2 separate regions of the Homo sapiens genome follow, and region 1 is linked to region 2. The links are chromatin loops, found by intact Hi-C in ENCODE. Cell type or tissue: CD4-positive, alpha-beta T cell. All regions are shown on one strand. Links, peaks and the distances in the headings refer to the core of each region. The heading gives the core; the rest is flanking DNA.

Evidence for each region. A loop is a pair of places that touch in the nucleus more often than their neighbours do. Peaks named below come from ENCODE experiments on the same cell type or tissue, not always from the same donor. Only the 100,000 strongest peaks of a DNase experiment are listed, where the experiment ranks them.
Region 1: it touches region 2 in a loop (6-fold over the local background); 69 of 110 quality-filtered maps call a loop at or near these places.

Annotation. Positions count from the first base shown.
Region 1 is chr6:79,947,563-79,956,519 of GRCh38, reverse strand. It overlaps LOC124901351 (a long non-coding RNA gene), which reads right to left and starts at 8,715. Exons shown (of 3, transcript XR_007059656.1): 1 at 8,593-8,715. It overlaps LOC124901350, which reads left to right and starts at 6,887. Exons shown (of 2, transcript XM_047419628.1): 1 at 6,887-6,952; 2 at 8,509-8,957. The coding sequence starts at 8,705. It also overlaps the pseudogene GAPDHP63. RefSeq lists a silencer at 8,858-8,907. In CD4-positive, alpha-beta T cell, for the core only: no CTCF peak of the experiment used is centred there; no DNase peak of the experiment used is centred there.
Region 2 is chr6:80,087,132-80,097,631 of GRCh38, reverse strand. No RefSeq gene overlaps it. Among named protein-coding and RNA genes, the nearest start is that of BCKDHB, 14 kb to the left of the region's middle. In CD4-positive, alpha-beta T cell, for the core only: no CTCF peak of the experiment used is centred there; no DNase peak of the experiment used is centred there.

The sequences.
Region 1 (8,957 bases), core at 3,574-6,073, 140 kb after region 2:
GAAATGGATAAATTCCTCGACATATACACTCTCCCAAGGCTAAACCAGGAGGAAGTTGAATCTCTGAATAGACCAATAACAGGAGCTGAAATTGAGGCAATAATTTATAGCTTACCAACCAAAAAAAGTCCAGGATCAGATGGATTCACAGCCAAATTCTACCAGAGGTACAAGGAGGAGCTGTTACCATTCCTTCTGAAACTATTCCAATCAATAGAAAAAGAGGGAATCCTTCGTAACTCATTTTATGAGGCCAGCATCATCCTGATACCAAAGCCTGGCAGAGACACAACAAAAAAAGAGAATTTTAGACCAATATCCCTGATGAACATCGACGCAAAAATCCTCAATAAAATACTGGCAAACCGAATCCAGCAGCACATCAAAAAGCTTATGCACCATGATCAAGTGGGCTTCATCCCTGGGATGCAAGGCTGGTTCAACATACGCATGTCAATAAACGTAATCCAATATATAAACAGAACCAAAGACAAAAACCACATGATTATCTCAATAGATGCAGAAAAGGCCTTTGACAAAACTCAACAGCCCTTCATGCTAAAAACTCTCAATAAATTAGTTTGGATACTTTCTGTTGCTGTTGTTGAGACAGGGCCTCACTAGGTGCCCAGGCTGATCTCAAACTTCCAGCCTCAATTGATCCTCCTGCCTCTGCCTCCCAAAACGTTGGGATTACAGGTGTGAACAACTGTGCTTGACCTTAAAATTTTTTATAGATATTTCATTGTTATTGATTTCCCATTTAATCCCCTTGTGGTCAAGTTCTATATTATTTCCTATTTGAAATTTATTAAGAGTTATTTAACAGCCCATAAAATTATAGATCTTTGTGATTGTTTCATGCCCATGAATTTGGCCTCCACCAGGTCAAATGATTTACAGTGTAATACATCTCTTCTATATTATAATTTATCTTTGCCTATTTATTATATTAATTATATAATAGGGGTATTAAATTCTATAACAATAATCTTGAATTTGTCTAATTTTTTTCTTAGTCTGTCAAATATTGCTTTATGTATCTTAAAGGTCTGTTATTACGTGCTTACCTTTTACTGGCTCTTTTATCTCTACTAACTTTGGTCTGTCCACATCCTGACATCCTTTAAGGAAGTGAAAAATAAAAAGCTTCTATTTTGCTTTAGGCACTTTTCTTTTGGGTTTTTCTGTAATATGTAATCATATCTAATGCTAAATGATACAAATACTATGACAAAAAAGTACAAGACACCGTGAACATGTGTGTAACGGGGATCTAACCTTGTTATTGGAGTCAGAGTTTTCCTAGGTCATACATTTAAGGTAAAGTGGGTATTAGCTCTAGTCAGAGGTTGTGAAAGAGTATTCCAAGAGGGAGAAAGTTATGTGCAAAAGCCCTGAGTCAAGGGAAGCTTGGCTCTTTGGAGAAACAGAAGGAGGTCCTGATTAGCTTCCCTGTATACTAAAAGCAGAAGTGGTAAAGGAATGATAGGCATTCTAGATCACACTTTCATTAGGCAAGAAGAAAGATTTACAATGTTCTAAGCTTCTAGATGTGGAGGCTTTGGAGCTTCCTGAGAGTACTAGAAATATTAAGAGATTTTAAGATGAGAAATGCCATCATCTGACATGCAATTTTAAAAGATACTCAAAGTACTGTGTGAGAATAAATTGTAGGAGGAAATAAATGGATGCAGAGAGATCAGTTAAGGGGTGATTGAGGCCAGGCACAGTTACTCACGCCTATAATCCCAGCACTTTGGGAGGCCAAGGCAGGCGAATTACGAAGTCAAGAGTTCGAGACCAGCCTGACCAACATGGTGAAACCCCATCTCTACTAAAAATACAAAAATTAGCCGGGCATGGTGGTGAGTGCCTGTAATCCCAGCTACTCAAGAGGCTGAGACAGGAGAATCACTTGAACCTGGGAGGCGGAGGTCGCAGTGAGCCAAGATCATGCCACTGCACTCCAGTCTGGGTGACAGAGCAAGACTGTCTCAAAAAAAAAAAAAAAAAAATGAGGTGATTGAAGTTTGAAGTGTTTAAGGTGGGAGAGAAATGATGGAATTTTCGGTTAAATTATATGCAGTAGAGCTGAGGGAAGTGGAAAAAATCAAGATATATTTTGCAAGCAGAATTAATAGGAGGTGGTCATGAATTGGATGTGTGTTGGAAGGGAGAATATTATAAAATGTCATTGATCACTTTTGGCATGTGTGGAAATAGGGAAATATGAAAGAAGAACAGATTGTGGGAGGGGGGGAGATAGGTTTTTAACATGTTGATTTTCAAGATGCCTGAGTTACATTAAAGAGAACCACACAAGCTATGAGATACATGAGCTGGAAAGAAGATCTAGGTTGAACACATATATCTGAGAGTTATGAATGCAGATGGTAACCAACGCTATGAGAGTGCATGAAATAATTTAGGCAGGGCTCTCTGCTCCTCCTGTTTGACAGACAGCTGCATCTTCTCTTGCATTGCCAACCACATCCCTGAGACACCATGGGGAAAGTGAAGGTTGGAGTCAATGGATTTGGTTGTATTGGGCGCCTGGTCATCAGGGCTGCTTGTAATTCTGGTAAAGTAGATATTATCGCCATCAATGACCCATTCATTGACCTCAGCTACATGGTCTACATGTTCCAGTATGATCCCACCCATGGTAAATTCCATGGCACCGTCAAGGCTGAGAACGGGAAGCTTGTCATCAATGGAAATCCCATCACTATCTTCCAGGAGCCAGATCCCTCCAAAATCAAGTGGGGTGATGCTGGCACTGAGTATGTCATGGAGTCCACTGGCATCTTCACCACCATGGAGAATGCTGGGGCTCACTTGCAGTGGGGAGCCAAAAGGGTCATCATCTCTGCCCCCTCTGCTGATCCCCCCATGTTCACGATGGGTGTGAACCATGAGAAGTATGACAACAGCCTCAAGATCATCAGCAATGCCACCTGAACCACCAACTGCCTAGCGCCCCTGGCCAAAGTCATCACTGACAACTTTGGTATCGTGGAAGGACTCATGACCACAGTCCACGCCATCACTGCCACCCAGAAGACTGTGAATGGCCCCTCCAGGAAACTGTGGCGTGACAGCCACAGGGCTCTCCAGAACATCATCCCTGCCACTACTGGGCTGCCAAGGCTGTGAGGAAGGTCATCCCTGAGCTGAATGGTAAGCTCACTGGCATGGCCCTCCGTGTCCCCACTGCCAACGTGTCAGTGGTGGACCTCACCTACCATCTGGAAAAACCTGCCAAATATGATGACATCAAGAAGGTGGTGAAGCAGGCATCAGAGGGCCCCCTCAAAGGCATCCTGGGCTACACTGGGCACCAGGTGGTCTCCTCCGACTTCAACAGTGACACCCACTCTTCCACCTTCAATGCTGGGGCTGGCACTGCCCTCAACGACCACTTTGTCAAGCTCATTTCCTGGTATGACAATGAATTTGGCTACAACAACAGGGTGGTGGACCTCATGGCCCACATGGCCTCCAAGGAGTAAGACCCCTGGACCACCAGCCTCAGCGAGAGCACAGGAGGAAGAAAGAGGCCCTCACTGTTGGGGAGTCCCTGGCACACTCATTCCCCACCACACTGAATCTTCCCTCCTCACACATTCCATGCACACCCCTTGAAGAGGGAGGGGCCTAGGGAGCCCCATGTTGTCGTGTACCATCAATAAAGTCCCCTGTGCTCAGCCAAAAATAATAACAATCATAATAGTTTAGGCAGAAAGGATAACATAAGTAAAAAAAAAAACTTGTAAAGCAGCCAGAAATAATTGAATTTTAACATTCACAGGCCACAAAAAGAGGAGAAACCGACAAGGATGAGAAAGAGGGAACAGATATATAAGTGATGTTACAGAAGTCAATGTTTTCCCTCAGTTGTTATTCACATTTGCTTTTGTGTATAGTGTGTATGGATTCTTCAGGTTCAAGACAGTTTCTCCAAGATCAGAGGGGGGTCATTTATCTTTGTATGGTTCACAGGCAGGTGAGTCCTACTGCAAAGTTGCTGAGTCCATAAAATTATGGTTCATTTACTGGAAAGTTTTTAAGCATTTATTCACATATAACCATTTTCCTTAAGAAGCATTCCTGGGTCATCGGGATGGCTGGTAGGAGATAGCTTCTGGAATCAACTAAATGCTTGCCTAGAACCAAGTATTTTTCTGATGTCTTGGGTTTTTAAAAGTAAGTCCTTGAAATACAGCTGGTTTCTTTCCTCTATCATGGTGAGTTTATTTCCCCTCAGGCTCTTTTTATCTTCTCCTACCCTGAAACCAGATTGCTCTTCAGTAATAGGAATATGAGAGCAGGGTGAAAAGGCATTCCCCATTAACACTTGGAATTTATTACCAGATTTCTTGGACCAAAGTTTGTTGATATCCATGAAGACAGATATGTTAGAGTAGTAAGTGAAGGAAATCACAACTCAGACAATACTCAATTAAGAGTGACAAAACTTTTCTTGGTATAGCCAAGCCAGGAAAAACGGGCAGAACCACCATGGTTTGGCCCTCTTATCACTATATGCTTGAATGTATGACTAAAAGTGTGGGATATGGCCTTGAAACATGGCTATGTGAAGAGAGACTGGGCTAATGGCTTTGACCGGTAAAGAATACAGATTGGGTGTACATATTGGGTCACACCAAAACAATGAATATCCAATGTAAGTAATTTGTAGTTGTCATTCTTAGGAAAGGAGTAGCATATGTACCTTAGAAATATGCATCAGGGGTTGCAAAGCTGAGAAGGCATTCTGATATATGATTCTGGTGGAGGTGGTGGCGGGTGAACCTAACTTATTCCCAGCATTCAATATGCCTAGTTGAAAATCATTATAATAAATTTAGTAAGAGACAAATAGCAAACTGGGAAAATATATTTGCAACATATGCAGACAAACTGTTAATAACTTTATTATAAGAAGATGTCTTATAAATCAATAAGAAAAAGTAGACACAACTAATGGAAAATGTCTAAAGAATTCAAACAGGCAATTCCTGAAAGAAGGCTAAAATTGCAATAAACATGATAATCTGTCAAGCAACAATGAAATATCAATCTTTACCTCTCAGACTGGTAATGATTACAAAGCATACATTCAGTAAAGAGAATGGGGTGGGGAAATGAGCACCTTTTCATAAATTTTGGTGGAATTGTGAATTGGTACATTTCTGGAGGTTAAGTGGGCACGATGTGTCAAAATTTGTAAACTTAAAACCCTTTGACCAGGTACAGTGGCTCACACCTGTACTCCCAGCACTTTGGGAGGCCAAGGCAGGCAGATCACATGACACCAGGAGTTTGAGACTAGCCTACCTAACATGGTGAAACCCTGTCTCTAATAAAAATACAAAAATTAGCTGGGTGTGATGGCACACACCCGTAATCCCACCTACTCGGGAGGCTGGGGCATGAGAATCCCTTGAACCCGAGAGGCAGAGGTTGCAGTGAGCCGAGACTGGGCCACTGCACTCCAGCTTGGGCGAGACAGTGGGATGCCGTCTCAAAACAAAAACAACCACCTCTCCACCCCTAAAAAAAGTCCCAAACCTTTGACCCAGAAATTTCCCTTGTAAATATTTATGCTAAGAGTTATTAAACAAGTGCACAAAATTGCATATTGTGGATACTAATAGCCCAATTGATACAGTAGTTCAAATTTGAAACAATCTAAATGCTAATCTATAGGGTAAATGGCTACATAAATGAGTGTGTATCCATATAATGGAATATTAAGTACTTGGTATTACGTTGAAAAGTATTCCTGATGTATTAAATTTTTAAAAAAGCAGATTATAGAGTAGCATTATTTTAAAAAACCATCTGTGTTAAGAAAAAAAGGCTTATATAGGCATGTAAAATTTATTTAGAATGGGAGACAAAATTATAGGGGGGATTTTCATTTTGTTTCTTTTTTTGTTATTTTATCTGTGCTAATGTATTATCAGGATAATCTATGTCCATTTAAATAAAATAAAAATAATTCATACAAGCTAACAAAAAGGTAAACATCTTTAAAAGTTTGAATGAAACATATCTCGTGGAAAACATTGTAATTCCAAGTTAGTCAAGCACCTGTGTTATATGATGGCTATAACGTGGGGGAGGAGTAATGAGCAGAATAAAACAAAAGACTGGAACTAATAGTAGTTAGTGTTATCAACAATTTTCTCCATTTTCTCTAAGTAGCATCCATGTAGCAAAATTTACTTCTAGAAGATTCAAAGTCTTTCTCTACAACTCTTTAATTAGGTTATTTCTTTTTACTCCTGACTCAACAGGCTTCCAGGTTCACTTTTCTTTGAAAGCAGAGGTTGCTGACAATATTACCAACATGGAAAGGTGGACTAGGAAAAAAAAGATGGATAGCTTGATTTATGTTGCTAACCTTGTATGGACTGTAGGACATTTAAAAATATTTTGTACTGGGTGTGGTGGCTCACTCCTGTAATCCCAGTGGTTTTGAAGGCCAAGGCAGGAGGATTGCTTGCAGGCAGGAATTTGAGACCAGCCGGGGCAACACAGCCAGTCCTCCTTCTCTATCAGCTATTTAGGAGGCTGAGGCAGGAGGATGAGGCAGGAGGATAGCTCGAGCCCAGGAATTCGATGTTGCACTAACCTATGATTACACCACTGCAATCCAGCCTAGCTGATAGAGTGAGACCCTGTTTCTAAAAAGAAAAAAATATTGCTATTTTATACAAAAAAATTTATGATAAAATGTCCTCTCCTTTAGGTTTTGTAGGTAACTGTATCCTATTTGCATTTGATCCACATGAAAGAACTCTGTTCTCAAAGTTTGCAGATGCTGTTGTTGCTTGTATTTGCTTTTACTCTGTTATGATGCTACCAAGATTTTGGTTAGATGGCTGTTATTCTAGGTGGCAGACATGCGGGTTTCCCTCCCTTTGCACAACTAAACAAGGTAGGCTTTGGTTCTGGGCAGTCACTGGTATTTACAAACCACTTATTCATGCCAGGTAATAGGGTTCCAGATTGGGTAAGTTTTATGTTCTGGTTCTTGGTATATGTTTAGACAGCTTATAAATGTAAATAAACATTCTACTCTTACAGGTGGAGTGTGGACACGGTGATATCCGTGTGACCGCCATTCCCAGCTGAAGGTTATCTCATCTATGATTTTCTTATACGTGACTGGCACCCCCTAGTGAATAGGGACTTAAGTTGACCTCCACGGTAGAAGAAATACCAGGGAAATACCTGAAGCTGTTTTAACAATTTCTCCTTGTATTAAGTATTATGCTGCAGTTTTGCGTGTGTGAATGGAAGTATGGGTAGAGATCTGTTCTCCCTAAAAACTCCAGGATTCCACAATATAGAAATAGTAATCAAATTTTTAGGTGAAGCTCGAACTAATCCGAACTTTGTTAGATCATCACTGTAAATGAATGGGTATTTATCCACTCCCTAAATGAAGAGACTTGACTGGATTTCTTTTTTTTATATAGCTACTAGAATCTGTTACACATAATTTAGGATTGAGACTTGAGAAATTGTCATTCCAATCCAGAAAACTTTAGATTTGCAAATATATTTGACAAATTAATAAATTAACATTTTATTTGGTTAATTTCAAGAATAGGGCATTTAAAGAAGTCTGTGTTTGCTTTAGTTCGGCAATAAAGTTCCTGCCACTCACAATAATCCTTATTATTCTCTGAAAGACATGTTATATTTTTGTCATCATAAATATTTATTAATTACTGTTTATAGCACTGGGTTAGGTACTCATCAAGCAACCAAAAATAATTCTTACCATCTAGGATGCTTCCAATATAAAATATAGACAATATATAACCAGGTCAATTGGGAAATAGATCATTTCAGTATGATAAAAGATAGTATTCACATTAACAGTGTGAAAGGGCAGGAACAATAAGACACTTGACTCACTGGTCTTTAAAATGTAGCATCCAAAATGAGCAAGTGGAGAAAAGGTTAAACAAGTAGGTGACACATTTAAAAAACAAGTAGATGAAAGGACTATTCTCAAAAATCTTGTTTTATGTGAGAAACCATCAAATTATGAATTCCAAGTACTGTATTTTTTTTACTTTTCAAGGGTAGGCTCTCCTATACCTTATCTAAACAATTTTTCAAAATAGCCACAATTACTTTGTTTTCCTCTCTACACTAAATTGCCCTTTGCCTCTTGAGCGATTATCTTTTTCAGATTCACCTCAACTTCTTCAGGTTCAAGCGGACTTCACCTGTAAGCCCCTCTCGGTTCTCCCTCTTCTCTGAACTACTAATGGCCTAATTTAGCACAATTATATTGCTTTGTTCATTCCATGTATAGTAAAAGAGTCTACAAAACACATGCAAGCATTCATGCAATTATATGTTGATTTGTTCATGGGTCGACCCCAAAGTCTATTCTCCATCGCTGAAGCATGGAAGACAAATACCCTTCACTTCTTCAGAGGCATAACACATGCACTTCTCTTGTCATGGTGACAGGCATGTGCTGGTGGAGGTCAAAGAAACAGGAACACAAGTGAAATCGAGGTGAGTGTCAGGTAAGGACCAAAGCACCACGCCTACCTCATCTTTGCCCACAGAACACCCATTCTTCCCGTGTCCTGTTTCCCAGGACGTATCCGGGGCGGATAAGAAATCACCCGTGGGGAGGCGGTGAACTCCTCCGCAGGGGCCGATGCCCGGGACAGGGGCGGGGAAGGCTAATGAGGCGACTTGTGCGGGGAGGGGCCAAGGAGGAGCCCAGGTGTCCCGCTCCCGCTCGACGGCGCGCGCCTGCGCGAGCCCAGTTGGCGTCGCACCCTTGAGCGCAGCATCCCTACGCCAGCGAGTCCCAATACTAGGGAGGGAGGGAGGGAGGAGGGGCGGCCGGCCCCCCGCCCCCGCGCGCGGCCACGTGACGCCGGCTGAGGAGATTGGAGGGGCGGCTG
Region 2 (10,500 bases), core at 4,176-6,675:
CTTAAATATACTTAGGAATTTCTGTAGAAAATGGTGGTAAAGTTGAATATTCTTATATCCTCTCTTTTAAAAAGAAAGAGTAAAGGGGAGCAAATTAAACACACACATTTTACATATACAGCATAGTTAGGACAGAGACATCTACAAACTAAAAATTTATGGGAAAATGAAAAATAAACAGACAACATTTGGCTCACACAGGTAGAGGGAGTCTAGAGAAAGCTTTATTTGGAGCAGAAAGATCATCTGAATAGTCCTAAATCTACAAAAGAAGCTAAATTTATACCTTAAAATGTCCCAACAAACAAAACTTCAAGCCCAGATTGCTTCGTTGGTGAATTCTACCAAACATTTAAGTAAGAAATAATGCCAATTATATAAAAAAATCTTCCAATATATAGAAGAGAGGGTAATATTTTCCAACTCATTTTATGATAATATTAACCTAATATTAAAATCAGATAAAGACACTATAAGAAAAGAAAACTACAAATATTCCTCATGAGGATAGATGCAAAAATCTTTAAAAAAGCAAATATAATAAAGCAATATATAAAAATAACAGTATAACAAGGCCAAATGGACATAAGAATTCATAGGAATGTAAGGTTGATTTAACATTTGAAAATCAAGCAATGCAATTCACCATATCAACAGACTGAAAAAGGAAAAAGTAATCATTTTAACAGAGGTAAATGGAAAAAGTAATCATTTTAACAGAGGTAAAAAAAGAACATAGACAATAAAAAGCAGAGATTGTTAAACTGGATGAAAAATCAAGATCCAAATAAATGCTGTCTACAGAAGACACACTTTAGATTCAAATACTTAAACGTAAAAGAATAGAAAGATATATCTTGCAAGCACCAGCCATGAGAAAGGTAGAGAGGCTATACTAATATTAGAAAAAAATAGACTTTAAAACAAAAATACGGTTTCTACAGATAAAGAAGGATACTTTTATGAAGACAAAAGGGTCAATTCATAAGGAAAATATAAGCAATTTTAAACATATATGCACCTAACAACAGAGTACCAACATACACGGAGCAAAAACTGACAGAAATGATGGGAGAAATGGACAATTCTACAACAATGGTTGGAACTACAATAACTCACTTTAATAGTGGGTAGAACAACGAGGCAGAAAATCAGCAAGGAAATGGAAGACTTAAACACACTGTAAACCAACTAGACCTAACAGGTATTTATAGAACACTCCACCTAAAAACACCAGACTATATGTTTTTCTCAGGTGTATATAGAACCTTCTCCAAGATACAGTATGTGTTAGGCCATAAAGTAAACCTCAATACATTTAAAATAATAGAAAGAGTTATGCATGGTGGTGTCCACCTATAGCCTTAGCTACTCAAGAGGCTGAGACAAGAGAATCACTTGAGCCCAGGATTTCAGGCTGTAGTACACTATGATTACACCTGTAAATAGCCACTGCACTCCAGCCTGTGCAATATTGTGAGACCCCATCTCTAAAACAAAAAGGAAAAAGAGAATAGAAATAATGCAAAGTATGTCCTCTGACCACAATGGAATAAAGAATTAAATTACAAATCAAATGGGTCAAAAAATAAATCAAAGGGAAATGATATGGTTTGGGTCTGTGTCCCAGCCCAAGTCTCTTGTCAAATTGTAATCCCAAATATTGGAGGTGGGGCCTGGTGGGAGGTGATTGGATTGTGGGGGCAGATTTCCCCCCATGGTGCTGTTCTTTCACGACAGTGAGTTATCACAAGATCTGGTTGTTTAAAAAGTGTGTAGCACCTCCCCCCATCTCTCTTCCTCCTGCTCTAGCCACATAAGATGTGCTGGCTTCCCTTCACCTTCTGCCATGATTGCAAGTTTCTTGAGGCCTCCCCGGCCATGCTTCCTGTACAGCCCGCAGAACTGTGAGCCAATTAAACCTCTTTTCTTTATGAATTACCCAGTCTCAGGTATTTCTTCATAAGAGTGTGACAACAGACTGATACAAGAAATTAGAAAATACTTACAGATGGATAAAAATGAAGATACAACATATTAAAACATATGTAACTAAAGTAGTGCTTAGAGGAAAATTTACAACTGTAAATGCCTGATTTAAAAAGAAGTAAGATCTCAAACCAATAACCCAAATTCCTGGCCTAAGACACCGGGGGGAAAAAAGAATAAACTAAGTCTAAAGCAATCAGAAGGAAGGAAACAAGAGCTAGGTTTTTTGAAAACATCAAAAAAAATCGACAAACTTTAAGCTAGATTGACCAAGAGAAAAAGAGAAGAATCAAATTACCAGACCAGAAATGAAAGAAAGGAAATGATTTTTAGATGAAAGGAGTGAAAAGGATCAAAAGCCATAAGTAGGTGAGGAAATATAAAAGGTATCATCTTTTTTCATGTCTTAATTCCATTAAAAGACAAATGAGTATTTAAAGTAAAAACTATAGGTGGATGTGGTGGTTCACTCTTATGATCCTAGTGCTTTGGGAGACTGAGGTGGAAGGTTTGCTTAAGCCCAGGAGTTCAAGACCAGCCTGGGCAACATAGCAAGACCCCATCTTTAAACAAAAATAAAAAAATAAAATAAATGAAGTAAAAATTATAACACTGTGTTGTGGGGTTTGTAATGTATTTACATGTAAAATATAAGACAATAATAGGATAAAGGGTGGAGTATAAATGGAATTATACTCTCCAAGGTTCTTACAGTTTGCATGAAGTAATATGATATTAAATCTAAGTAGAAGTGATACGTTAAGAATGAGACCCCTAGAGCAATAATTCCTTACAATTCCTACAGCAACCACTAAAAAGTCTTTCAAAGAGATATAACTAAAAGATATAACAAAAAGATAAAACTTAAAAGAGAAATTAAAATGGAATAAACATTCAGCCCCAAAGAAAGCAACTCTATTAAAGATTCTTCATAGGGTTGCTATATTCAAAGGATCATCTTGTAAAAGAAAACTGGCTGTACAAATAAGTTAGTGTAAATTAACTGTTATATGCTATAATAGACACAGTGAGATAAGTAATTGGTTTAGATACCAGCTCTGTTTCTAGCTGAATGACCTTGAGTGTATCATTTAACCCGTCAAGTCTCATGGAGAGAACATTAAAACTACCTAGAAGGATGTCATGATGACAAAATCACATGATACATACAAGTTACTTGTACATACCAATCGCTCAATAAGTATTTGTTGAATTAATTTACATGTGTAAACACATGTAAAAGATGTATATGTGCCAGTTCCAGAAGAAAAGTCTAGTAATATTAACTAGGATTGTTTTTATTAAGAATTCATAATTATGGAAGATGCCTTATCTCTCTGGAAAACAGAAGAAAACAAACCCCACCACCCGCCCAAAAAAGTCACAATTACGGATTGTAGTAACTTGGTCAAGACACCAGGTGGCATGAGATAATAAAAATTATTACCACTTGCTACTATTCTTCAGAATACAATTGTACAATGATTTGCATACTACATATTTAAGAAAAGTTGCAATTTAAATTTTCTAAATCAATGTACAGATTTCAAGGTGCCTTTTGATTAGTTCACTTTCCAATAGCAATTCCATTTCAGCCTTTCAGTGTATCTGCCTTTGCATCTGCCAAATAATAACAGGCCAAGCCCCACACATTGCATACATTATTTTATTTTATCTTCACTCTCCTAAGAGGCAGGTATTAACTCCAGTTTACGGATAAGAAAGCTGAAGCTCAGGGCAGAAAATGGGGTTCGAAACAAGACTTGACAGAAATTTCTTTGAAAATTATGTTACCTGGTCTCCCATGGTCCTTAATTTCTCTAAAGAAGTATGATTAAGGAAATAGCTAGAATAACCCTTTTCAAGCAAAATGCAAGAAGCAATCATCAAATTTATTATTCTTTATAAACTTGGATGTGGATTTACAGTATTGAATTTAGCAGACATAACTGAATTGTAAGTAAAAGCTTATTAATAATGCAAAATGTTTATGAAATACACATAGCCAAGAGGCTTAACATACCTTATGGTTTTTTTAAAAAAGTAAAATATATAGTAGACAGGCATCACAAGTTTCCATTTACAAAAAAAGAACAGAGCACATGTGGGGATAAGTCATTTAATCAAAGTCACTCCCTCCCAACCCATCTTGGAATTGGCTTCAGAGTACTAATGTGCTTGTTTTCCCAGATCAAAGTAGCATATATTTACTCTCTTTTTCATTCAACAGAAATGTGTTGAATACTATGTGAAGACTAATACAAACCAGACACAAATCCTTCCCTCAAAAGTCTTCATCTCCAAGGTAAAAAAGTTATGTAGAATAGTTTCTGGACTGGCTCACCCAAACTCAATTCCACTGACACAATTACACTTACACAATTCCACTGACACTATAGCAGGATTTTCCTTCCTGTTCAGATGATTATGTGACCATCTTTGTGACTCAAGTCATCACCAATGTCTGTCATGCTGAGCAAGAGGCATTCTTGCACCTGTTAAGGTCCTACCCTGGAGCCATAGCTGGGAGGAGAGGAAGATGGATAATTAATGCTGCTTCCCTCTTTGGATGTGGTTCACCAACCAACATAGAGCCCCTTTCCAACTTTAAAACCCTTGGTGCACAGAAATTCAATTCATCGGAAACATGTGTAAGCTAGGACAGATACAGGCAAGTTGTTCCAGAGACCATTCTGCAAAACATGTAGTGTGTAATACAAAGTAGAAAGAAATAACTCCCTTAAAGAATACAAAAATGGGTCAGGCATGGTTACTCAGGGTTGTAATCCCAGCACTTTGGGAGGCCAAGGCAAGAAGATAACTTGAAGACCAGGAGTTCAAAACCAGTCTGTGCAATATAGCAAACTCCATCTCTACAAAATAAAAATAAAATAACTTAGATGGGTGTAGTGGCATGTGTGTGTAGTCTTACCTACTCAGAAGCCTGCAGCAGGAGAAATATCTTGAGCCCGGGAGTTCAAGGCTGCAGTGAACTATGATCACGCCAGTGCACTCCAGCCAGCTTGGGTAAGAGAGTGAGACCCATTTCTAAAAAAAAAAAAAAAAAAAAAAAAAAATTAAATACAAAAATGTTTCTCAGTGCGGTCCCTTACTACTGCATCATTATCAGCTAGAATGCAGGTCAAAATACAAAGTCCTAGACTCTACTCTAGACCACTGGAGGGATAGGGCCTGAGAATTCCCATTACATTTTTTTTTCTTTTTTTTGAGACGGAGTCTTGCTCTGTTGCCCAGGCTAGAGTGCAGTAGCCAGATCTCGGCTCACTGCAACCTCTGACTCCCAGGTTCCATGCCTCAGCCTCCTGAGTAGCTGGGACTACAGGCATGCGCCATGATTCCTGGATAATTTTTTTGTGTGTGTATTTTTTTTTTTTTTTTTTGTATTTTTAGTAGAGATGGGGTTTCACCACATTGGCCAGGCTGGTCTCGAAAGACTGAAAATGAAACATTGAATATTTCTTTTAGCCAAGAAAAGGAGGGCCATGTGAAAACAGTGGCATTGGACCAGGGCCTTGAATATAGGGAGCTAACATTCCACATAGGTAAACAGTAGCTTGAGAAAAGGCAGAGCAGTGTGTAAGAACAGGTTCCTTTGGAATGGGGCAAAAGATACATAACAAACAGTGACAGGGAATGAAGTTGAGATAGTCCTTAGGCTCAGATCATGAGGGTTATAAATGTCGTCTTAGGAAACCTGGGCTTTGCTTTATTGGGTTGGGGGATGAGTTGTAGCAGTGGTCCTGAAGACTCTCAGGTTGGTGATGGCTGATGTTGAATTGACTTTGGTTTCTCACAAACAGTCATAACATACAGATACACATAAGGTCAGTTAAAATAAACAGGCCAATAAGAACAAGAAAATGGAGTTAACCATGATGACACTTTCCTGGCTTCAGCCCAGGCATAACCCTGAAAATGTCATCTTAAAGGAAGTAAAAGGTGACACTCTAAACACTAGCCTCTTCTCAGCATTCATCTCTCTGGACTGATGCAAGACATTTGACACTATTGACTAATCTTTTTTTTCCCCCTTCTTTAGCCTGACACTTCTTTTTCCCCTCTTCTAACATTCCATTATTTCTTTCAGATTCCTCTGCCTCCCTCTTCTCTTCTAAATAAAGTATCCTTCAAAGCACTGTTCTTGGGCTTCCTCTTCTCTCTGTCCCTCATAAACCTCATCTCTTTCCCCATCATTCAGAAGCCAATGATAATGGTAGCTCTTCTCTTTGTGCAGGAAAGAGTAGCAAGCACTTTATATGTATTTTCTCTGGTCTTCAGAGCAATTCTGTCAGTTAGGAGTAATTCTTATTACTCTTCAGATGAATAAACTGAGGCTCAAAGAGGGTCCATTCACTTAGTTATGGACATACCTCTATAAGTGATATAGCCAGGATTCAAACCCACATATGTTGGAATCCAACGCCTGACCTTTTCCCATGCTGACTATGATGATTTTCATGTGAAGTCCAATACTGCCTACAATAGAGTGGAACTGTCAAAGATGCAGCCAGACAAATTGATGGACAAAAAGGGCAGTTCAGAAATAGTCCCAGGCATATATGAGGTGGTATATGATACAGCTGGCACTTTAAATCATAAGAAAAGGATGGATTTTCCAGTAAATAATATTTTGATATGAATATTTAAACACCTAATTCAAACCATATACCAAAATTCCAGTTAGATTAAAATCTTTATTAAAAAATTAAGCCATAAGTATTTATCTATATTTTCTATGCATGCCATGTAAGTTTACTTGCATTCTCTATATTTACTTGTATTTTCTCAGTACATGTTTATGTGACATGGAGGAGGGGAAGGACTTTCAATACATACCATTAAAGGTGGAAAGCATAAATGAATTAGCAAGACATTTGGTTACCAAAACAGAAAAATTTCCTGAAGAAAACTAAATCTCTTAAACAATTTAATAGCTCCGGGCTGACATTTCCATTTTCCTGCTGCTCATGCTGCTAGTTTCTTATTTCTATTTGTAGTTTGTTCTTTTCCCACTACCATCTAATCCATAATCTAGTAGGAGAAAGATCTCTGAGGTCGATTCAACAGTTAAATGCAGGTATGTCAAACTTTCTGGAACTCAGTTCCTCTTTGTTTAAATAGAAGGTGTTGACCTGGATGATTTCTGAGGTTTTGTTTTGTTTCGTTTTTTTCATTTTAAAATTCTATAATTCTCTTTTTACAGCCTCTACTCCTTTCAGTACTATTTGAAGGGGATAATAAATAACCAGTCTTTCTTCTCCTGAGTTCAGAGCCAATTGAGAAATAAGACTCATGAAAGACACACATGGTAACTAGGTAATAGCTTTCTTACTGATAATAGTGAGTTTAAAAATGTGGCTTGTTTTATGGCCACATGAGCATGCTAACTAACACTCTCCTCCCTGACACAGAATCAAACTCATCCACGCAGTCAAAGCTAAGTTTGACCACCACAGTCCCTCCTCACTGCACAGCAGAGGAGGAAAATAAGGAGAGATAATGTGATGTGAAGCTACACATGTTCATTTTTTCCTCCCAATCTCATCAGAGGTAGGAGTATAATTTAGCTGAATTTCTTGTATATGGAATTATGAAGGAATGAGAAAGGACCCTCTAACACCAATCACATAATTATCTGTTTCTTCTAATAACTGATCTAATTCAGAGTCTTTCCTCCTTCATTTAGAAAAAAGGATATCCTCTAAATTGGGCCCCCCATTTCTGGCCTCCCCACCATGGTATCCATGCTGTGCACCACTTCCACATTAATCTTCCCAAATCATAGGGTAGCTGGACAAATCTGAATTTAGAATCAGAGAATGGATGTTAAACTTGGTTCTTTTACTAATTAGCTATATGGCTGTGGGCAAGTGTCCTTACTTTCCTAGGATTGGGGAACCCTTATCCATAGCATGGCATGGTTAGACTATCCCTTCCTATTCCATAGTATCAGTTCAAGTTTCAAACACTTTCAGTAAGTTTGTCCATAGTATAAATCCCTTAGCATGGTATGTGTGACTCTCTACAAACTAACAAAGATTTTCAGTCTTTATTCACAGAACTTCCTAAAGAGCCTGTCCTTTTTAGCAAAATAAATCTCTAAAACATTTAGTCCTTTATTATTTCTGTGCTCTTCCTTTATCTGCAGTGTGACTCGTCACTCCCAGCACTGCTTCTCTAGAGACTGTTCAATCTAGATCCCACAGAAACAATTCTTCTTTCCCAGTCTGGGCGAGGTGGCTCACGCCTGTAATCCCAGCACTTTGGGAGGCCAAGGAGGGCAGATCACTTGAGGTCAGGAGTTCGAGACCAGCCTGACCAACATGGTGAAACCCCGTCTCTATTAAAAATACAAAAATTAGTCAGGTGTGGTGGCGGGCGCCTGTAATCCCAACTACTCGGAAGGCTGAGATAAGAGAATCACTTGAACCCGGGAGGTGGAGGTTGCACAGAGCCAAGATCATTCTGCTGTACTCCAGCCTGGGTGACAGATCAAGACTCCGTTTCAAAAAAAAAAAAAAAAAAAACAATACTTCTTTCCCAAGCCTTTTTGGATTTTCCCAGCCAGAAGTGATAGCAGATTCAGATCTAGGGTGGGGCTACATTTGTCATATACCCACCTGTGGCAGAGACATTTACTGCTCACTGAATAGCCGTGGGCAAATACGTAAAAGGAATACATCCTACTTCGGGACAAATGACCCTCCAGTTCTCTCCTCCTCTGCAGTGGCAACCTGAAACATACTTGCTTTGATGTCTATTTCACAAGCTCTTGTAACATGAAAGACACAGATCTTGGGTAAGCAAGCGAGATTTGTTACCACAGCATAACCCAGCTTAATCTGACTTAATACATCACCTGAAAGAAGGCTGGGGATCACAAGGCTTACTGCGGCTTCCTTAATTGTCCACAGAGCTATCAACATGACGGTGGGATATCAATATTTATTATATGTTTTATATTGAAAATTATAATAACCTACAGGATTATCATCAATATTTATAATATTCTGTTAAAATAATTTTTGTTAATGTTGTATACTCTTATGTATCATGTCATTATTTATTATTATATCACTTATAATAAACACCAAAGTGTTTCTTATACCTGTTTTTAGTTGTTCTTTTTTACGTAAACATCTGCTTTTTATTTAATGCTTAAACAACTACTTTAACTTCTGCTCTAAGCAACAGGACAGAGACCCAAATAAAGGGTTTCAATCTTTTAGAAATTACACTCCTTCTCATTGTTTGTTGGATTTCACGACCCATTTACCACTTTCTAAAAATATAGGTGACTGTAAAACAAGTGATGAATAAAACTGAGACTCAGAGAGTAAGTTCACATTTCTATTATAAAGAATAAAATAAACATACTCAAAAAAGTAGAAGTTGGAAATGACACTGTTGCCTTCTCTACACATCTTCTTACAGGCTCACACTTTCACATTTTCTTTTAAATTATTAGTATGAAAAATGTCAAAAATATAGACAAAAGTAGAACCAACAGTAAAATTAACCCCAATTTATCCAACAACCAGAGTCAGTGATTATCAAGATTTTTTCCTACTTGCTTTGTCTGGTTTTTTCATTGCTATTGTTGCTAGAGTATGCTAAAGCTAATACAACATTTCATCCATACACATTTCAGTATACATCTCTTTAAAAACTTATATTTTCTTAAATAACCACATTGCCATTATCACACCACAACATCCTCAATCCCTACATTTACTTTTAAAAATTAAAATTAATAGACAAAAAAATAAGTTTGTTGAGAAAATTATTTTGAAATGCAATATAGTACTCCCTTGTGAAATGTGGATATACCCTTGATCCAACAAAGAAGTTGCAACTGTTTGGCACCCTTGACAGCTTCCAAGGCTTGCAAGTTCCATATCAGGTCAAAGTGGACATGGAGCAGTCAGCCAGCCAACTCTCCCACCAAACAAAAGCACCCACTCTTGGGATAAAAGGTTATCTCTGCTCCTCTCTACCAAAACACAGCCCCTGCCCTTAGCCACATGGCAGGATGCTTTTTCTTCTAAAGAAAAGCTTAGATGAGTGAGACTGTCATGGGAGAAAGTGTGAATTTGGAAGAAGGGGCTGCTGAGGCTCAAAGTTAGACTTTCCCTAAATCTTTGGGGTGTGGAGGAGCTGGTATTGGCATCATTTATTGCATAAGATGTGTGTGTGTGTGTGTGTGTGTGTGTGTGTATTGTTATAAGTTTTGATCTGTGTGGAAAAGGGAATTTGAAAACAGAGTTGGATGATTAGAAAGGCTTTCCTTATAGACCTTGTTCAGTAAGCATAAGAGTGCTCCTGTTATATTACCTGCAATCTCTGATAAATAAATGAAGCAAAAATAAGCTAGATATGAACAAGCTGAGAATTACAAGCTATATATTCCAAGGCAAATTATTTATCCCTAAGCTTTCATTTCCTTACCTAGAAAATGAGGATACTGATGCCTACCTGACATTAGTATTA